2 separate regions of the Homo sapiens genome follow, and region 2 is linked to region 1. A link is an interaction called in ENCODE POLR2A ChIA-PET data of the cell type or tissue named here. Cell type or tissue: GM12878. All regions are shown on one strand. Each heading gives the region's core, and the rest is flanking DNA. Links, peaks and the distances in the headings are about the cores only. Region 1 overlaps TRA2A (transformer 2 alpha homolog). Region 2 overlaps CCDC126 (coiled-coil domain containing 126).

What was found. ChIA-PET counts read pairs that join two places held together with the same protein. Peaks named below come from ENCODE experiments on the same cell type or tissue, not always from the same donor. Only the 100,000 strongest peaks of a DNase experiment are listed, where the experiment ranks them.
Region 2: POLR2A ChIA-PET joins it to region 1 with 7 read pairs; 2 of 35 experiments call an interaction of 5 or more read pairs at or near these places.

What each region holds. Positions count from the first base shown.
Region 1 is chr7:23,510,811-23,521,481 of GRCh38, reverse strand. TRA2A (transformer 2 alpha homolog) reads left to right here. Exons shown (of 8, transcript NM_013293.5): 3 at 4,954-5,119; 4 at 8,400-8,588. Among named protein-coding and RNA genes, the nearest start is that of TRA2A, 16 kb to the left of the region's middle. In GM12878, for the core only: no CTCF peak of the experiment used is centred there; a DNase peak (open chromatin) is centred at 6,569.
Region 2 is chr7:23,638,626-23,649,296 of GRCh38, reverse strand. CCDC126 (coiled-coil domain containing 126) reads right to left here. Exons shown (of 4, transcript NM_138771.4): 4 at 4,589-6,366. The coding sequence ends at 6,182. Among named protein-coding and RNA genes, the nearest start is that of FAM221A, 36 kb to the left of the region's middle. In GM12878, for the core only: no CTCF peak of the experiment used is centred there; no DNase peak of the experiment used is centred there.

The DNA of each region.
Region 1 (10,671 bases), core at 5,290-7,789:
GTGCCAGGGAGACCCTATCTCTGAAAAAATAAGAAATCAATACTAAAATCATCTCCCAGCCCAATTAATATATTGGATAGTTGCAACCAGTACAAATTATGTGTATATAGCCATCAATTTAAATGTGTTTGGCATTTGATAATTAGTGTCTGGTTTCTATGCCAACAATATTTGCACAACAAAAAGGCGGTTTTCTGCATTGGAGTCTCACATGTAATTTAATGCAGAGAAAGTTGATGTGTGTATGCTATGCTGGTTGGTCAGAACGATTGAGAAGCATTTTTAGGATTTACATTCCAGCTACATTTTTATCTGAAGATTCTGACTCTGTCCAGCGTAGAGCTCTGGTGAGATGTAATTGGGCGGAAAAGTCCTTAGCTGATTTGGAGTCCCACCACCATGGATAACAGAAACGCAATAGTGAACCAATGCAAAGTTCACTGTCAAATGCCCCAGGTGTACTGAGGTGGGATAAAAAGTTTTAAGACAGGCTGGGTGCAGTGGCTCACACCTGTAATACCAACACTTTGGGAAGCCGAGGTGGGTAGATAACTTGAGGTCAGGAGTTTTAGACCAGCCTGGGCAACATGGTGAAACCCTGCCTCTACTACAAATACAAAAATTAGCTGGGCGGGGTGGCGGGCACCTGTAGTCCCAGCTACCTGGGAGGCTTAGGCAGGAGAATCGCTTGAACCCAGGAGGCGGAGGTTGCAGTGAACCAAGAGATGGCGCCAGTGCACTCCACCCTGGGTGACAGAGAGACTCTTTCTTTTTAAAAAAAAAAAAAAAAAAAAAAAATTTAAAACAGCCTGACCAGTTAGCTTACGTCCTTGTCATTTCTTGGGTGGAGGGATAGATTTTATGTCTTTGAATAGTCTACTTGCAAAGGGGCATGAGACAGAAAAATCAGTTAAAAGGCTGTCCTTTTCTTGGGGTTAGCAACCATACTGTTTTCTGTTACAGCAAGGGTCTAGCCCGGTGCTTGATTACTTACTACTCAGTTATTAAATTTATTATGTGCAGAATAGCACTGGCTAGAATTTGAGCTTAGAAATAGAAAGGAGCATGTTTTTGCCTTAGGGCCTTTGCATTTGCCACCTTCAACCTAGAACGTTTTTCTCCTGTCTCATTTCATTTGTCACCTGAGAACATTGTTATTCACATATCCATTATTCCCTTACTCTTAATTTTTTTATGTTGTCACTGTCTGATTTAAAAAAAATAGAGACTCCTGAAGAGTTTCTTGTTTGTTTTTGTTTTTGTTTTGAGATGGAGTCTCGCTCTGTTGCCCAGCCTGCAGTGCAGTGGCACGATCTTGGCTCACTGCAACCTCCACCTCCCGGGTTCAAGCAGTTCTCCTGCCTCAGCCTCCCGAGTAGCTGGGATCACAGGCACCTGGCTAATTTTTTGTATTTTTAGTAGAAACGAGGTTTCACCATGTTGGCCAGGCTGGTCTTGTACTCCTGCCTCAGGTGATCCGCCCACCTCGGCCTCCCAAAGTGTTGGGATTACAGGCGTGAGCCACTGCGCCCAGCTGGAAGAATTTTATTGTCTCACTTTCATTGCTGTTTAAAAGTAATAATTGATGTTTTAAATTAAGGATTTTCTTACTTTTTTTTCTTCATTTTAAAAATTGGAACTGTAAATTGGTGCTAGCTAAAATGGGAAATATCAACTCTTCTAGCGTTATTGTTCACCTATTGTGTTTCATAAGGTCTTTCCTCATTAGTTTTATTCCTGTATTCCATATCCTCACTTTGTAAAATCGTGCAAAAAAATTTTGCTTGATTACTTAGTTAACAGAAAATGGGTGATCTGGTTCAAGTAGGGAATTACTGAGGACAGTTAGCAGTATCAACAATGGGTTATTATTGAGCTGAAAAAAAGTAGAGACTGTTGAAGAGTTTGTTTGTTTGTTTGTTTTTTGAGATGGAGTCTTGCTCTCTTGCCCAGGCTGGAGTGCAGTGGTGTGATCTTGGCTCACTGCAACCTCCACCTCCTGGGTTCATTGAGTACCGTATAGAAGGTATTTTATATGACTGTCATCACTGCTGGTCTGTGTCAGTTTAGTTAAGGGTGGGTCATTAGTCTTTTTTTTGAAGACGGAGTCTCACTCTGTCGCCAGGCTGGAGTACAGTGGCCTCACTGCAATGTCTGCCTCTCTGGTTCAAGTGATTCTCTTGCCTCAGCCTCCCGAGTAGCTGGGATTACAGGCACACGCCACCAACACCCAGCTAATTTTTTGTATTTTTAATAGAGACGGGGTTTTATCATGTTAGCCACGATGGTCTCGATCTCCTGACCTTGTGATCTGCCTGCCTCGGCCTCCCAAAGGGCTGGGATTACAGGCGTGAGCCACCGTGCCCGGCCTGTCGGATTAGTCTTACAGGCAAAGAAAGGACTGCAAGCAACTGGGAATTAGAGCAACTGGGAACTAGAAAAGCAGCAGTAGACAAGTGAAATGTTATAGAAAGCATCAATAAGTAAAGGCTTAGGCTGAGTGTGGTGGCTCATGCCTATAACCCCAGCACTTTGGGAGCACAAGGAGGGGTGGATCACTTGAGGTCAGGAGTTCTAGACCATCCTGGCCAACATGTTGAGACCCCGTCTCTACTAAAAATACAAAAAATTTGCCAGGTGTGGTGGCACAGGCCCGTAGTTCCCAGGAACTCGGGAGGCTGAGGCAGGAGAATCGCTTGAACCCAGGAAGTGGAGGTTGCAGTGAGCCAAGATCAGGCCACTGCACACTCCAGTCTGGGTGACAGAGTGAGATTCTGTCTCAAGAAGGGGGAAAAAAAAAAAAAAACAAGAAATGAAGACTCAGAAATGTTACCAGTTTTGGGCTGGGCACGGTGGCTCATGCCTGTAATCCCAGTGCTTTGGGAGGCTGAGGTGGGTGGATCACAAGGTCAGGAGTTCGAGACCAACCTGGCCAACATGGTGGAAACCCCGTCTCTACTAAAAACACAAAAATTAGCTGGGCATGCTGGCAAGTGCCTGTAATCCCAGCTACTTGGGAGGCTGAGGCAGGAGAATCACTTGAACCCAGAAGGCGGAGGTTGCAGTGAGCTGAGATTGTGCCATTGCACTCCAGCCTGGGTGAAGAAGTGAGACTCTGTCTCCAAAAAAAGAAATGTTACCAGTTTTGATGGGCATTTAGGTGGTTGTTGAATTAGTTTAGCAGATACTAGATTGCAGCAGGCTAAAGAAGAATTGGAAATGGAAATGATACTTAGCAGAGAGGGGAATGTAGAACTTTATGGGCCAGGCACACTGGCTTAATTGGGGAGGTCGAGGTGGGCAAATTGCTTGAACAGGACTTCAAGACCAGCCTGGGCAACATGGCGAAACCCTGTCACTACAGAAAATATAAAAATTAGCCAGGCATGGTGGTGCATGCCTGTAGTCCTAGCTGTCTGGGAAGCTGAGGTGGAAGAATTTCTTGAGCCTGGGAGAGAGAGGTTGCAGTGAGCTGAGATCATGCCACTGCACTCCAGCCTGGGCGACAAAGAACTATATGGAGAAAGTAGCAGAAAATCAAAAAGGATTTTGTTTGTTTGTTTGTTTGTTGAGACAGAGTTTTGTGCTTGTTCCCAGGCTGGAGTGCAGTGGCACGATCTCAGCTCACTGCAGCCTCCACCTCCCGGGTTCAAGTGATTCTCGTGCCTCAGCCTCCCAAGTAGCTGGGATGACAGGTGTGCGCCACCACGCCCAGCTAATTTTTGTATTTTTAGTAGAGACAGGGTTTTACCATGTTGGCGAGGATGGTCTCGATCTCTTGACCTCGTAATCTGCCTGCCTCGGCCTCCCAAAGTACTGGGATTACAGGCATGAGCCACTGCGCCCAGCCTGATTTTTTTTGTTTTGTTTTGTCTTTGTTTCTGTTTTTTTTTTTAAAATAGAAGTGTGGAGTCTTGCTATGTTGCCTGGGCTAGACTTGTCCTCCTGGGCCCAAGTGATTTTTCTTTCTTTCTCTCTTTTTTTTTTTTTTTTTTTTTTTTTTTGAGACGTAGTCTTGCTCTGTCGCCCAGGCTGGAGTACGGTGGCACAATCTCAGCCCACTGCAAGCTCCGCCTTCTGGGTTCGCGCCATTTCCTGCCTCAGCCTCCCAAGTAGCTGGGACTACAGGTGCCCGCCACCATGCCCAGCTAATTTTTTGTATTTTTAGTAGAGGGGTTTCACCATGTTAGCCAGGATGGTCTCGATCTCCTGACCTCGTGATCCGCCCGCCTCGGCCTCACAAGTTGCTGGGATTACAGGCATGAGCCACCGTGCCCGGCCCCAAGTGATTTTTCTTGCTTCATCTTTCCATGTAGCTGGGAACATAAGCACACATCACTGCACTTAGCTAAGAATCAAAGGATTTATTTATTTATTTGAGACAGAGTCTCGTTCTGTTACCATGCTGGAGTGCGGTGGCGCAATCTCGGCTTGCAACCTCTGCCTCCTGGGTTCAAGCGATTCTCCTGCCTCAGCCTCCCAAGTAGCTGGAATTACAGGTGCCTGCCACCACACCTGGCTAATTTTTGTATTTTTAGTAGAGACGAGGTTTCAACATGTTGGCCAGGATGGTCTTGATCTCTTGATCTCGCGATCTGCTCGCGTCGGCCTCCCAAAGTGCTGGGATTACAGGCATGAGCCACCGCACCCGGCCACGATTTTATTTTATAGCAATAGTGGGTTTTTGTTTTTTGTTTTTTTTTTGTTTTTTAAAAGAAGATGGGGCCTTAACATTTTTGTAAGGTTAGGTGAAAAGGGTGAATGTAGAGGGGCTTGACTGAGAAGAGTGGAAGATGTAGTGACTTAAGTGAACCAAAGGAAGAATACCCTTTCCTCAGAAGCAAGGAGGAAGGACCTGAGAATAGTTAGGGATATATGTATACCTTCTTGGAAGAGGGAAGGACTTTAGCCATTTTGTTTCAGTATTTTTACCTAAATGTATTTCTCTCAAAGGTCGAGGTCAAGGAGACATTCTCATAGACGTTACACTCGATCCAGATCCCACTCTCACTCTCATAGGAGACGATCTCGAAGTAGATCATATACACCAGAATACCGGCGGCGAAGGAGCCGAAGCCATTCTCCAATGTCTAACCGGAGAAGACATACTGGCAGCAGGGTACGTGGTTTATAAAAGTTAATGAAGACTTATTTTCTCTTTTATGTGTTTAGTCATGGCATATCTTGCTTTTAGGGGAGCTTGGCCATTGTTTAGAAGTGATACTCTGGAAACATCCTTAATAAGCTGCTTTAGCTTTCAAAGTAAAGGAAATGCCACCATCTTTCGTAAGCTTACCATGTTTTATGACAAAGAATGCAAAGGAAGTATATTTTCTTTTTTTTAGACAAAGTCTTACTCTGTCTCCCAGGCTGGAGTGCAGGGGTGCAATTTCGACTCACTGCGGCCTTAGCCTCCTGAATAGCTGGGGTTGCAGGTGTGCACCACCACACCCAGCTAATTTTTGTGTTTTTAGAAATGGGGTTTCACCATGTTGACCCCTCTGGTCTCAAACTCCTGACCTCAGGTGATCCACCTGCCTTGGCCTCCCAAAGTGCTGGGGTTACAGGCGTGAGCTACCATGCCTGGCCGGGAGTATATTTTTCTTTTCATGACGTTTGAGTAAAAAGGACATGAAGGCTGGGCGTGGTGGCTCACACCTGTAATCCCAGCACTTTGGGAGGCCAAAGGGTGTGGGTCACCTAAGGTCAGGAGTTCGAGACCAGCCTGGCCAACATGGTGAAACCCCATCTCTGCTAAAAATACAAAAATTAGCCAGGCGTGGTGGCTTACGCCTGTAATCTCAACTACTTGAGAGGCTGAGGCTGGAGAATCCCTTGAACCCAGGAGGTGGAGGTTGCAGTGAGCCGAGATTGTGCCACTGCATTCCAGACTGGCCTGGGAGACAGAGCGAGACTCTGTCTCAAAAAAAGAAAAGGAGATGAAATTTGGGAAGAAATATGTTCCGGCCGGGCGTGGTGGCTCACACTTGTAATCCCAGCACTTTGGGAGGCCGAGGTGGGCGGATCACGAGGTCAGGAGATCGAGACCACGGTGAAACCCTGTCTCTACTAAAAATACAAAAAATTAGCTGGGCACGGTTGCAGACGCCTGTAGTCCCAGCTACTCCGGAGGCTGAGGCAGGAGAATGGTGTGAACCCGGGAGGCAGAGCTTGCAGTGAGCCGAGATGGCGCCACTGCACTCCAGCCTGGGCGACAGAGCGAGACTCCGTCTCAAAAAAAAAAAAAAAAAAAAAAAAGAAATATGTTCCACGAATTCAAGTGAAAAGCATAAATTGAGTTGGGAATACTGGGTTATATTCAAAGTTTTTTGATGGGGTAAGGGGGTCAAAGAAATATTAAAAACTTTGTAGTAATCATAGCTAACACTTTTATTCAGTACACTTAAAGCTTTTAACATTTCTGTGAGGCAAGTTATGTTATATATAAAAAAAATTGAGTCTTGGATGTATGACATTGAAGGAGTTTTAGTTTTGGTTTTGGTTTAGTTTTTGCTAACTAGCAGTCTAGGTTTCAACCAGGCAGCCGGGCTCTAAAGTTCTTAGAACATGTTTGCATGCTGTACTATGCTTCTCCCACAGGATACTAACTTAAACTGTGGTGGAGCATGTCATTATTTAATGTTTTGAAATCTGTAAATTTATTTCTAAAATCTGGATTGTGGGAACACTGAAAGAATATCCTCGCTAAAGAATGAAAATGGGCCAGGCATATTGGCTCACGCTTGTAATCCCGACTACTTGGGAGGCTGAGATGGGAGGATTCCCTGAGCCCAAGGAGGCCAAGGCTGCAGTGAGCCATGATCAGGCCAGTAAACTCCAGCTTGGGCAAGAGAGTGAGGCCCTGTCTCAGAAAAAAAAAAGAAAGAAAATGGAGGAGAGGAGGTCTAAATCAACAATTACAGATGAAGTCAGATTAAGTACAAATCTGTAAGGGATGTAAAGCATTTGAATTAACTAGAAAGATGGTATTAAACTGAGGATACTTTTTTTTTATAAGTGAGACGGAGTTTCACTCTTATAAAAAGTAAAGGTTGTTCAAAGAGATTTTCCTCCCCATCTAATTAGAAATAGATAATAATTTCTCTTAGAAGCAAAATTTATTCAAAGAGCTGTGCTAACATTCTTAAATATCTGCTAGGCCGGGTGGGGTGGATCACCTGAGGTTGGGAGTTGGAGACCAGGCTGACCAACATGGAGAAACCCCATCTCTACTTAAAAATACAAAATTAGCTGGGGGTGGTGGTGCATGCCTGTAATCCCGTCTACTTGGGAGGCTGAAGCAGGAGAATGGCTGGACCTCGGGAGGTGGAGGTTGCGGTGAGCCAAGATCGCACCATTGCCCTCCAGCCTGGGCAACAAGAGTGAAACTCCGTCTCAAAAAAAAAAAAAAAAATCTACTAGCCGTAGTAAAAAAATCAATGTACTTTATGTTCTTAGCTCCCACAATTTAGCCTAAGTATTTGCCCTAACATGCTTATACTGGTCCAAACAAGCATTAGGTCATAGCCTGTTCCTCTTCCTTATTTAAAGGTGTTTTTACCTTTCTCAACATTCCACAAATTACTTCCTCCTTCCTTTGTTCTCCTCCGCCTTTGCCTCTTTTAAAAAGTTTGAAGTTACTAGCCAATCAAGACAAATCAGAATGTGAAGTCCCATTCCAGCCAATAAAAAACAGACACAACAGTAAGGTAGACACGTCAGATTATAAATGACCCTGTCTCCTTTGTTCAGTGTACTCTTGTGACAAAACTGCTGACAAGCGTACCCTTTCTACAGAAAATAAAAATGGCCTTACTAAAAAAATGTATGTTCAAGTGCTATTTCTTTACAACACCGAGAAACAAACATTTCTAACACTCTTGTCGCCTAGGCTGGAGTGCAATGGCTCGATCTTGGCTCACTGCAACCTCCACCTTCTGGATTCAAGCGATTCTCCTGCCTCAGCCTCTGGAGTAGCTGGGATTACAGGCGCCGGCCACCATGCCCAGCTAATTTTTGTATTTTTAGTAGAGATGGGGTTTCACCATGTTGGCCAGGCTGGTCTCGAACTCCTAACCTCAGGTGATCCACCCACCTCAGCCTCCCAAAATGCTGGGATTACAAGATTTTCAGGATACATTATGAACATTGCTGGGCTGGAGAGTAAGAACATTTTAATTCAGGCTATAGACAGAAAGCATATCCCAAAGAAGGCCTTGGGTGTACTGTGAATTGTAAAATATGGCTCATCTGCTCTAGTTCTCTTAAAATCTTATCTCCAAATTATTAGAAACAATATATTTATTGTGTATTAGATGAGGTGTTCTAAACAAAGTATTTCTGTGTTTCTTTGATTTTGATTTTAATTTGGAGTTTTAAATAATATTTCCATTCAATAGGCAAATCCAGATCCCAACACTTGCCTTGGAGTGTTTGGCCTCAGTTTGTACACAACAGAGAGGGATCTTCGTGAAGTATTTTCTCGATATGGACCATTGAGTGGTGTCAATGTGGTTTATGATCAGCGAACTGGGCGATCTCGAGGATTTGCTTTTGTGTATTTTGAGAGAATAGATGACTCAAAGGAGGTAAATTTGTCTTTTATATGCCTGATTATAGTACTGAATTAGTGTGAAAAGTTGATTAATAGACTTATTTCTGTAAACATTGCATCCTTTTTTCTTCCTTTTTTTCTTTTTTTTTTTTTTAAAGATAGGATCTTGCGTCCAGGCGCGGTGGCTCATGTCTGTAATCCCAGCACTTTGGGAGGCCGAGGCAGGTGGATCACGAGGTCAGGAGATCGAGACTATCCTGGCTAACACGGTGAAACCCCGTCTCTACTAAAAATACAAACAATTAGCCAGGCGTGGTGGCCGGCGCTTGTAGTCCCAGCTACTCGGGAGTCTGAGGCAGGAGAATGGCGCGAACCCGGGAGGCAGAGCTTACAGTGAGCCGAGATTGCGCCACTGTACTCCAGCCTGGGCGACACAGTGAGACTCCGTCTCAAAAAAAAAAGATAGGATCTTGCTGATTTTGCTCTGTTGCCCAGGCTGGAGTGCAGCCTCGACCTCCTGGGCTCAAGCAGTCCTCCTACCTCAGCCTCCTGAGTAGCAGACACTACAAGTGTGGGCCACCATGCCCAGATAATTTTTTGTTGTAGAGATGAGGTCTCACTATGTTGCCCAGGCTGATCTCGAACTCCTGGCCTCAAGTGATCCTCCCAGAATGCTGGGTTTACAGGCATGAGCCATCATACATGGCCTGTTGTGTCCTTTCTAATTTTGACCTGATTCAAACTCTGCCTCTCAGTGTTAACAATTGGAGTGACTACAGTTTCACTTTTTTTGGTTATGCTCTCTGCTATAGGCATATCCTAATTGAAATCTGGCTGTGTAAAGTGAGCTATATGTGTTTAAATTAATGGAAAAAGTATATGTGTAAGTGTTCTCTTTTGAATAAGCCATAATGATGCTCCAAACAGATGATTACATTAACTTTTAAAAAATAATTCTGATGTGTGGGTTTGATATGTTTAATTTTGTGTCTATAATGAGGAAGGAACTTGTTTTTCTATTCTCTAAATGTTCATTTATCAGTGTGTTCAATAATTGAAAAATAGTACATGGAAAGAATTGATAATTTTTTAGTGCTATTCTTAACTTGCCTAACACAATGAACTAATCAATGTCAATGACTTGAAATAGTGCTATTCTAACATGTTCGGTATTATAAAGGAAGTGGTAGGCTTGCTTTAAGTTTTTGCAGGGAGTCTTGCTGTGTTGCTTAGGCTGGTCTCGGAACAACTCCTGGCCTCAACTGTTCCTCCTGCCTTGGCTTCCCAAGGTGCTAGAATTACTGATGTGAACCACCATACCTGGCCTAGGCTCGCTTACTCTTTACTAAAAGTTGATAGTAATTGATTTAGAAAATTGCATTTTAAAGAATTTGAAGCTCAATACTTTTAGTTTTGTTAGACCTTCTGTCTTTTAAATTAATATATATATATTTGTATATATCTGGAAGTTTTATTAGACCTTAATAATCAGGGTGTTTTTCTTTTCTTTTCTTTTCTTTTTTTTTTTTTTTTTTTTTTTTTTTTTTTTTTTTTTTTGAGATGGAGTCTCGCTCTGTCGCCCAGGCTGGAGTGCAGTGGCGCGATCTCAGCTCACTGCAAGCTCTACCTCCCGGGTTCATGCCATTCTCCTGCCTCAGCCTCCCGAGTAGCTGGGACTACAGACGCCCGCCACCATGTCCAGCTAATTTTTTGTATTTTTAGTAGAGGCAGGGTTTCACTGTGTTAGCCAGGATGATCTCAATCTCCTGACCTCGTGATCCACCCGCCTCAGCCTCCCAAGGTGTTGGAATTACAGGTGTGAGCCACCGCGCCTGGCCAAATAAGGCTATCTTTTAAAAACAGTAAGTTCTTGGCATCTGGTGGGTAGAAGCCAGGAACACTGCTAAATAACCATACAGTACACAAGCTGGCACCCCATAACATAGAATCAGTCTCAAAATGTCAATAGTGCTAAGGTTGAGAAACCCCGGATAACTCTAACAAACTAGTACTTTAGTTTTTAAGTCATTTATGTCACAGGCAGTTTAATGCCTTAATTTGTCAGTCTTATGATTTTTTTTTTTACTGTTACGTATTTGTGATTTATATATTCCTTT
Region 2 (10,671 bases), core at 2,823-5,322, 130 kb before region 1:
AATTGCATAGTATGAGCGAAGGGGGAAAGTCTTCAAAAATATTTGACCAAGAGTCGCCCAGAACATGACCTGAGCTTATTAGTAAAGCAGGTGTATTTTAGTTTCTTCTAATTACCTCCTCCACTAGAAAAATAGTCCCTTCTACATCCATTATTTTGTTTTCTTAAATCAAGCAAAATGAGAACAGCACTGTGTAAATTATAATCTGTATAACTATACTGGGTCAATGGCTTATAAAACTTTAACTTATCTAAGGAATACATTTTATTTCATGACCCAGTACACACACACACACACACACACACACACACACACACAGTTGAACTGAAACTTCAGGAAACATTTACCCTTTTTACTTATAATTGAATTTTTCTGTTTTTCTTACTGGCCCCAATTTAAAGCTCATGATATTTCACATTCCATTGCTTTAAAATGCTAATCACAACCCACTAAATTGATAACATCTAACGGATTGTAACATACCTTTGAAACACGGTACTATGCAGTCCTTAAGGTTTTTTAGAAATACTGGATTTGGACTGTGTTGTGATACAGTCTAAGAACTGTAGGACCATGAAATATCTTTATATTGCTTTATATTTGCTATTCCAAAGATGCCTTTTCTCATATAACAAATACATATTGAACACTATTTGTGCAAGTCCTCATAAACTTGAGGTGAACAATCTGATAATTCTTTTATATATTTTCTCCTTAAGAATTCAAAGGGTTTTAAACACATATGCTTATGTTACCAAAACTCCATGTAGTCACATAGGATAGACATTACCAATGATTTGGAGCCGGAGACACCAAATCAGAAAGTACACACATGGCCAGGTGTGGTGGTTCATACCTGTAATCCCAACACTTTGGGAAGCAGAGGTGGGAGGAGGGAGGATGGCTTGAGCCCAGGAGTTCGAAACCAACCTGAGCAAAACAGCGAGACCCCATCTCTACAAAACATAAACAATCGGCTGGCACGATGGCTCACGCCTGTAATCCCAGCACTTTCGGAGGCCAAGGGAGGCAGATCACGAGGTCAGGAGATCGAGACCATCCTGGCTAATGCGGTGAAACCCTGTCTCTACTAAAAACACAAAAAATTAGCCAGGCGTGGTGGCGGGCGCCTGTAGTCCCAGCTACTCGGGAGGCTGAGGCAGGAGAATGGTGTGAACCCAGGTGGTGGGGCTTGCAGTGAGCAAAGATTGCGCCACTGCACTCCAGCCTGGGCGACAGAGCAAGACTCCATCTCAAAAAAAAAGGCCGGGCGCGGTGGCTCACGCCTGTCATCCCAACACTTTGGGAGGCTGAGGCGGGTGGATCACGAGGTCAGGAGATCGAGACCATCCTGGCTAACATAGTGAAACCCTGTCTCTACTAAAAATATAAAAAATTAGCCAGGTGTGGTGGCATGTGCCTGTAATTCCAGCTACTTGGGAGGCTGAGGCAGGAGAATTGTTTGAACCCGGGAGGCAGAGGTTGCAGTGAGCCAAGATTGCGCCACTGCACTCTAGCCTGGGCAACAGAGCAAGACTCCGTCTCAAAAAAAAAAAAGAAACATAAAAAATTATTAAATATCTGGCCATGGTGACGCATGCCTGTAGTCCCAGCTACTCTGGGGGCTGAGGTGGGAGAACTGCTTGAGCCCAGGAGGTCCAGGCTGCAGTGAGCCAATTGCGCCACTCTACTCTAGCCTGGGCAATTGAGCAAGAACCTATCTCAGAAAAAACAAAGAAAAGAAAGCACATACATACTTGCCCACAGTCATACCATTAAATTGCTGGAAGAACCAAATTTTCCCAACCTCCATTCTAAAAATCTAAGGTATTTTAAAACAACTTCTAAACAATATTTTCTATATTAAAATAATGCCGTTTTTGCATAGAAACAATCACAAAAATGTTTCCTCTCCCCAAGCCTTGATATCACATCAACTGTATCACCCTCTCCCCTCCATAGATTCCTCAGAAAGTTTATTTCTTTGCCTGAATAATTAGTAAAGAAAGGGTGGGAGAGTGGGTGGATGAATTAAGCACCAAAGAAGGTTAAGTTAAAAACAGTGATTTATTCAAATAGATTATGCTGCTAACCAACACTTAAAAGCAGTGTGAAGTTACACTTGCCCTATGAAGGACTCAATGGAGGTCCAAAACTCATCTGAAAAGATATGTGAAACGTACTGATACTGGTAACATCTGAAGAACAATAATTTTTTTTTAAATCTTCATGTCCTAACTTCCTTACTTAAATGCACACTAATATTATTGATTCATTTAAGCCAAAAGCGACAAACTCAATCTGATTTCAAGCAAAAGTCTGACCACTACTCAATCTCCTCCCCACTCTCAAACAAAATTATGAACTAGCCATTGCACATTTTATTCCCAGTCTTCTCCCTATGCTGCAAAATGCTTCTAGCCTGCTGCTCTTGATATAAAACAAAGTCTGAGGATGAACACCTATTTTGGATTTTCTATGTCCTTATATATCGATACAAGTGGAGATATTTCACCGCTTTGTCTCCCCCATATGGGTATTAATCATATTTTGTTATGTTACCTCCAACATCTAAAATAACAGTAACAGCATGAAGCATAAAAAGAGTGTGAATGTGAGTCTAATTTCCCCTCCCCACACTCTATTGACTTCCCACTTCTCTTTAGACCTGTCTCACACCTCAGGCTAAATCTTTTCTCTGCAACCAAAATGCTTAATAATTAAGAGAAAGATATACCAATGTGATATAGCCACACAATGGAATAACTATGAAAGTTATTTACCTTCTGACTTAGAAAGAAATTCATCCTACATGGTACAAAAAAAGTATACTATTTTTAAAACATACGTATATATGCACAAAGCAAAAAAAGTATAGAATGGGTTTAGTAACTCATTGTTTTAACAAATATTAATTGGGTACCTATTATGAGCTAGACACAGTTGTAAATGCCCAGGTTACATAAATGAACAAAATGAACTCCTTGCCTCCATGGAGTTTATATTCTAAGAAACATGAGAGAAAACAAAATAAGTTAATATACCATTTAAAGTAGAGTATATCAGAACTACAAAGAAAAGTAAAATGGCTAAGCGTGCTGAGGCCTAGTATTTTAGGAAGGTGGTCAAAGATGACTTCCCTTAAGAAGTAACATTTGAATGAACACCTGAATGCTGTTTGGGAGGGAACCATGAAGTTATCTGGGGTTAAGAGTGGTGGCAGGTAGAGGAATATCATGTTTGAAGTTACTGAGGCAAAAGAATGCTTGGTATGTCCTAGGAAGGACAAGACAGTATGACTGAACAGGAATTGGGAAGGAGGAGGGTGGTAAGAAATGAGGTCTGGAGGCATCCAGGAGCACATTAGGGCTTTGAAGGCCACAGTGGGAACTTTGGATTTTAAGTAGAAATAGGAAGTCAATAGAGAGTGTGGGGAGGGGAGATCAGATTCACATTTATCTACTAAAATATCAACAGTAGTTATCCCTGGGTAGAAACATTTCAGACTTTTTCCCATTGTGCTTCTCTATATTCTCATTGTTTCTCCTGGTTTGTTGTTGTTGTTACTGTTTTGAGACAGCATCTTGCTCTGTCGCCCAGGCTGGAGTGCAGTAGTGCAATCATGGCTCACTGCAGCCTCCACTTCCCAGGCTCAAGCAGTCCTCCTGCCTCAGCCCCTGAGTAGCTGAGACTACATGAGCAATACCAGTCCCCTAAACAAAAAGTTCTTAAGAATCATTCAGCACTTTCAATTATGGGAGAAAAATGGTTTCAATTAACTACATATTTTTTGGTCTGTTTCATTACATCATGCTCCCTTTTCAGGTAGATACTTCTATAAGAGAAAGGGGAAAAAATGGTAACTATATTAATAAGCTACTCAGCTCAAAGTGTTTGGTTAAAAACAGAACATTGTTTACATTTAAACCAAAACTGTGACTGAGGTTCCTGTGTAAGCTGCTAACACTTTAGGTTTCCAAGGCATAACTGAGATGAGACAAATTTCTATAAATTCAAAAAAAGTAATATGGTCATTAAAAAGCAAACTTGAGTCTCTACAGTCTGTGTAACTCCAGAGTCAAAATCATAAGTGTTTCTTGAAAACTGAGACCTAAGTTATCATTAACTACCTGAAATAATGTTTAAATTACTTTTTAATTCATATATTTGCTTAAAGTAAACCCAAAGACACCCTGATAAAAGTTTGCAAGTTTTTAGTACCTTTAGTGATGCCCTCCGTGCTAATGTCCAAATTAAGATTAACTGAAGATATAAATACTAAGGCTTGACTTCTTAAAAATCAACAGTCTACTGTTGATTTTTAAATGAAGCTCATACCCATTTCAGATTATCAGTTTACTGTTGATTTTTAAGAAGTCAAGCCTTAGTTCTCCAATCTATCTCTGCACTCAGACTCTCCTACCCTAGTATCAAATGAGAGGCACTATTGGGTAACCTTCAATTTTTCTCTTTTGGAAAAGTTATCTGGAATTGAAACAAAACCGAATTTTTCTTAAGATTCCTTTTAACCATTTATCATTTATTAAATGCACAACCAACATTAAAGAAAAAAGACTGTAATACTTTGTAGGTAGAAATAATATATTTTATTTCATCCCTGAAAACAAAAACAAAAACAAAAATGTCCACATCTAATAGGAGAGACTAAACAATTATTCCAAACTTCTACCTGGCAATGGCATATAATTAATTTCTTCACATAAAGGTAGACAGTACAGAGAAGAGAAGAGAGATTTGGAAATCTGTCTTTCATGAAACAATATTTCACATATTTATTTTAATAAAATATTGTAATTATTGCTACATGTGGTAGCATATTATAATGACGAACAATACAATATCTAAATTCTATATAGTCTAAATCTAGAAGCTAGCTGCACTTAAGCAGTTACTATAGAGAATAAATACTATGAAATATAGGGCACCATGTGGCAATTAGATTTGCTACAAGGGAAATTTAAATAAAAGTATAATTTGTTTTATACTAGAATTACCCAAGATTAGGGTTCCCTGTGCTATATACAGCTTTTTTCCTGAAAAGATAGTCAATCTTCATAGTTTATATTTTAAATGTTCTTATTTTAAGTGGCCATTATATAAAATGAATATCTAATGCATCTGTTATACAAATTCAAAATTTCATAAAGGATACTCTTATATAATATAATGTTAACATTTTCCAAGCAATTTAATGCAGCACAAAAGTACCTTTATTATATACACCTGGCTAAAGTCCTCAAGAGTTCCATTCTCCAAAGTCCCTTCCTCCTAGACCAATATAATAAAAGCAAAATTAACCCAAATATGGAAATAATGTGCTTTCCTGATAGCATAGACACTCAAAGGATTAAACTTTTAAATGAACATTCATGTATGTGAAAAATCATGAATACTTTATTGTTACTCTCATCATAAAAATATCTTTTATTCTTCAATAAGTATAAGATTAGAGTTTACAACTATTTTAATGCTGTTATTAAATTGCCCCAATGTTTACGATAGGTAATGGACAGTGGCTGCTACCCATTTCAAGATTATACTCTTATAAGTGTAATTTTTAAAAATATACAATAATTAACCTTCAGTTATTCTGAAGGATAGTGCAAATCAATACATTCTTTGGGTCATGATTTCAAAACATTATTTTCAACATTATATTTCCTTTCTCTGCTCATAATTGGAATAACAAAATATAGTACAATAAGCACATTTTTTCAAATAGCCGTAGTCTAACAGTTACATCTATTGAGAACAAATGACAGAATGATTAAACATTCTTCACTTGTCCAAAAAACGTGTTATATACTTAAATAAATGTGTTATAGAAATGAATCCATGTTTTTCAGTGTTTTCATTTCAGCTTGATCTCAAACACAAAAGATTTATACAAAACTCACCTATCTGCTTACCACATCAACCAAATTACCAAATTCTCTTTAAGGACATAGTACAGCATTGAACAGACTTGCCTGAAAGCAAACAAATAACTTTAAAATTTTTATGTACAGAATTAGAGTTCCATGAATCCAGCATACTCCTTGAAAATGTGTAGAGCTTTTATTGTAAAGTATTGCTCTGTCCTAAGCCAGCAATTATAAAGCTTTTCTGCCATAGGATATAATCCACAGTGGATGGAGCAGCACAAGGTGATTTTCAACTGCTATCTGATACTGCCCGAGACATTCGTTCTTTTATTTGTGGTTACTGGCACCAAATTCCCACTAGTACCATTGGTGGTGTTGGCTGCTGAGCCATTCACAACAATATAGTCAACTTTGTTCTCCAGCTTCACCAATCGTTGCAAAATGTCATCCAGAAGGACAGCAATTGTTCTTTTCAGATCCGCTAGGGGAATAAATCAGAATAAAATTAACATTAATAGAGCTCTTCATTTTTGTGTTTTTACAGTTTGAAGGAAAAAGGTGAACAACTACTGGGTCATCTGAGGGAAAATGTACTAGAGAGAATGCACTCATACTACAAATAGGAAAAGCCTAATTTTTTTTTTTTTTTGAGATGGAGTTTCCCTCTGTCTCCCAGGCTGGAGTGCAGTGGCATGATCTCGGCTCGCTGCAGCCTCCACCTCCTGGGTTCCAGCGATTCTCGTGCCTCAGCCTCCTGATTAGCTGGGATTACAGGCGCCCACCACCACGCCCAGCTAATTTTTGTATTTTTAGTGGAGACAGGATTTTACCACGTTGGCCGGGCTGCTCTTGAACTCCTGACCTCAGGTGATCCGCACTCCTCGGCCTCCCAAAGTGCTAGGATTACAGGTGTCAGCCACTGCTCCTGGCCCTAATTTTTAAATCAACAACATCATTTACAGAGTTTCCAAAAGGAATTTCAGAGTTGTAAATGTGGGGGAAACTCTCGCTTTTCTAGTGCGATATAATGGATTTTAAAGTCTGGTTCAAAATGTTAGTCCCGCTGTGAGTAACTCATTTACCTTGAGTTTCTTAAGCATTTTGTAAAAACTACCACAGACCTGTAATCCCAGCATTTTGGGAGGCTGAGGCGGGCGGGATCACGAGGTCAGGAGATTGAGACCATCCTGTCTAACACGGTGAAACCCCGTCTCTACTAAAAATATAAAAAAATTAGCCGGGCCTGGTGGCATGCGCCCGTGGTCCCAGCTACTTGGGAGGCTGAGGCAGGAGAATCCCTTGAACCGGGGAGGCAGAGCTTGCAGTGAGCAGAGATAGCGCCACTGCACTCCAGCCTGGGCGACAGAGCAAGACTCCCTCTCAAAAAACAAAAAACCAAAAAAACACAGACTAAGCTGGTAAACTAAAAAGCTAGCTAAGAAAGAGAGTCCATGAAATACAGAAATCGAGAACCTCCACAGGGGTGGAGTTGTGGGGGAGCCTAGGGTCCAGTGCAAATGCCAGGAACCTGTTCAGTGCAGTAGGACACTAGCAGTAGTTCTGACTTAAATTTCCTGCAGAAAAATGGTGGGGAAGACTATCTTCTAACCTCTTTGTAATGTTATGGAGTTTCAGTAAACTTTACTTGACAAGAATAAAATTATGAGGCTTTTCTGCCTTAGAATTCTCTTTCTCAGGTTTCCCAGAATCACCTAGCATATATTAGGTACTCAGTTAGTGACAACGAATACTGTTATTTTTGTTGATCCTGGACCAAAAAATGAGCCCAAGCCCTAATCCGGGATCACCAGGAGAGAAATCATCTAACAACTGATAAATGTGCTGATGGTTCTATCAGAAAAGCACAAGCAACAAAAGAGAAAATAGATAAACTGGACTTCATCGATATTTAAAACTTTTGTGCATAAAAGGACATTAATCAAGAAAATGAAAAGACAACCTATAGAATGGGAGAAAACATTTGCAAACCATAAATTTGATAAAGATCTACTACCTAGAATATATAAAGATCTCTTACAATTCACGAACAAAAAGATAAATCAATTTTTAAAATGGGCAAAGGACTTGAATAGATACTCTCTAAAGAAGATGTGCAAATGGCCAGTAAGTACATGAAAAGATGTTCAATATCACTGGCCACTATGGAAATACAAACCAAAACTCAATGAGATACCATTTCACACTTACTAGGATAGCTATCATCAAAGAAATGGAAAATAAGTGTTGGCAAGGATGCAGAGAAACTGAAACCCTCATACATTAGTGGTGGGAATATAAAATGGTGCAGCTGCTGTGGAAAAGAGTTTGCCAGTTCCTCAAAAACTTAAACATAAAATTGCCATGTGACCTAGGAATTCCACTCCTAGGTATATACCAAAAAAAAAAAAAAAAAAAAAAACCAAAAGGATTCAGAGCTCAGAGGGATACTTATACACCAATGTTCATTTCAGGTTTATTCACAACAGTCAAAAGGTAGAAACAACTCAAGTGTCCATCAACAGATAAACAGATAAACAAAATGTGGTATATATGTAAATACAATGGAATATTATTCAGCCAGAAAAAGGAATGACATTCTGATACATGCTACAACACAGATGAACCTTGAAAACGTTATGCTAAGTGAAATAAGCCAGACATCAATCAAATCAAATATTGTACAATTCCACTTATATAGAATATGTAGAATAGGCATATGTATACAGACAGAAAGTAGACTACAGGTTATTAAGGATCAGGGAAGGAAGGAATAAAGATTTACTGCTCAAATTTTATAGATTTCTTGTTTGGAGTGGTACAAGTTTTGGAAAGATACAGTAGTGATGGCTGCACAACACTGTGAATATAATGAATATTGATGAATTGCATATTTAAAAAAAAAATTTTTTTTTTTGAGACAGAGTTTCACTCTTGCTGCCCAGGCTGGAGTGCAATGGCGCGATCTCGGCTCATCGCAACCTCCACCTCCCAGGTACAAGTGATTCGCCTGCGTCAGTCTCCCGAGTAGCTGGGATTACAGGCATGCAACACCATGCCTGGCTAATTTTGTATTTTTAGTAGATGTGGGGTTTCTCCATGTTGGTCAGGCTGGTCTCGAACTCCCGATCTCAGGTGATCTGCCTGCCTCGGCCTCCCAAAGTGCTGGGATTACAGACATAAGCCACCATGCCCAGCCCCCAGATTTTATTTTATTATTATTATTTTTTTTGAGACGGAGTCTCACTCTGTCACCCAGGCTGGAGTGCACTGGAGCAATTTCGGATCACTGCAACCTCCACCTCCCAGGTTCAAGCGATTCTCCTGCCTCAGCCTCCCGAGTAGCTGGGATTACAAGCATGCACCACCACACCCAGCTAATTTTTGTATTTTTAGTAGAGACAGGGTTTCACCATGTTGGCCAGGCTGGTCTCTGGTCTCGAACTCCTGACTTCAGGTGATCTACCCACCTCGGCCTCCCAAAGTGCTGGGATTACAGGCGTGAGCCACCGCAGCCAGCCTTAAAAATTATTTTAATGGCAAATGTTGTTATCGATATTTTACAATTGTTTAGAAGTGGGGAAAAAAGGTATCAGAAAGGAGTAGTACTACCGTAGTGGTCGTGATAGAGGGTGATCAAAAAATACTTATCAAAAAAAGAGAAATGTAATATAAAGTGAGGAGGAAACTATTTGGAGCAAGTCTTATGGTAAAATGAGATTTTCCAAGAGTGCATCTCTGGCATCATTCATCATGAACACCTCAACATTCTAGTTTAAAGGGAATATACAAGAAAAACATTTACAAAAATCTTTCAGCAAGAAGTACCCAGGAATGAAATATCATGATATATACTTCTTTCAGATGGTACCAAAAAGAAATAAACATAGATATTTGTATATATAAAGAGGACTGGGTGCGATGGCTCACGCCTGTAATCCCAGCACTTTGGGCGGCCGAGGCAGGATGGATCACTTGAGGTCAGGCATTCAAGACCAGCCTGGCCACCATGGCCAACATGGTGAAACCCCGTCTCCACTAAAAATACAAAAAAATTAGCCCAGGCGTGATGGCACATGTCTGTAGTCCCAGCTACTCGGGAGGCTGAAGCAGAAGAACTGCTTGAACTTGGGAGGTAGAAGTTGCAGTGAGCTGAGATCGTGCCACTGCACTCCAGCCTGGGTGACAGAGCGAGACTCCATCTCAAAAAAAAAAAAAAAAAGACATAAAAAAAATGTTAGCCAATTGTGAGTTTAGATGAAAGATATATGATGTTTACCACACAATTTTTAAATTTTTTCTGTAGAGTTGAAAATTTTCAAAATAAAACATTGGGAGAGGGGACATTTATTTATTAATACCTTTCAATCAAGAGTTGCAATAGTATTTGGTAAACAGGAGATAATCATATTTTTTAAAACCCTTCAGCAGTAAGACTAAATCATAAATACTGGATCTCCTTTTCCATGGCAATCACCTCCTTTATAATATTAAAAGAAGTAGCAACCTAAAATGGGCAGGGGACAGTCTTTTTTTTTTTTTTTTTTTTTTGTTAATTTATTATTGTATTACATCATAATCAAACAACATATCACCTATATGAAATCAAACATTTTTTAACTTGTTGAGATTTTTTTTCTGGCAGACTACTGCTATAGATCTTTTTGGTTTTTTTTTTTTTTTTTTTAATTTTTTTTTTTTTATTGATCATTCTTGGGTGTTTCTCGCAGAGGGGGATTTGGCAGGGTCATAGGACAATAGTGGAGGGAAGGTCAGCAGATAAACAAGT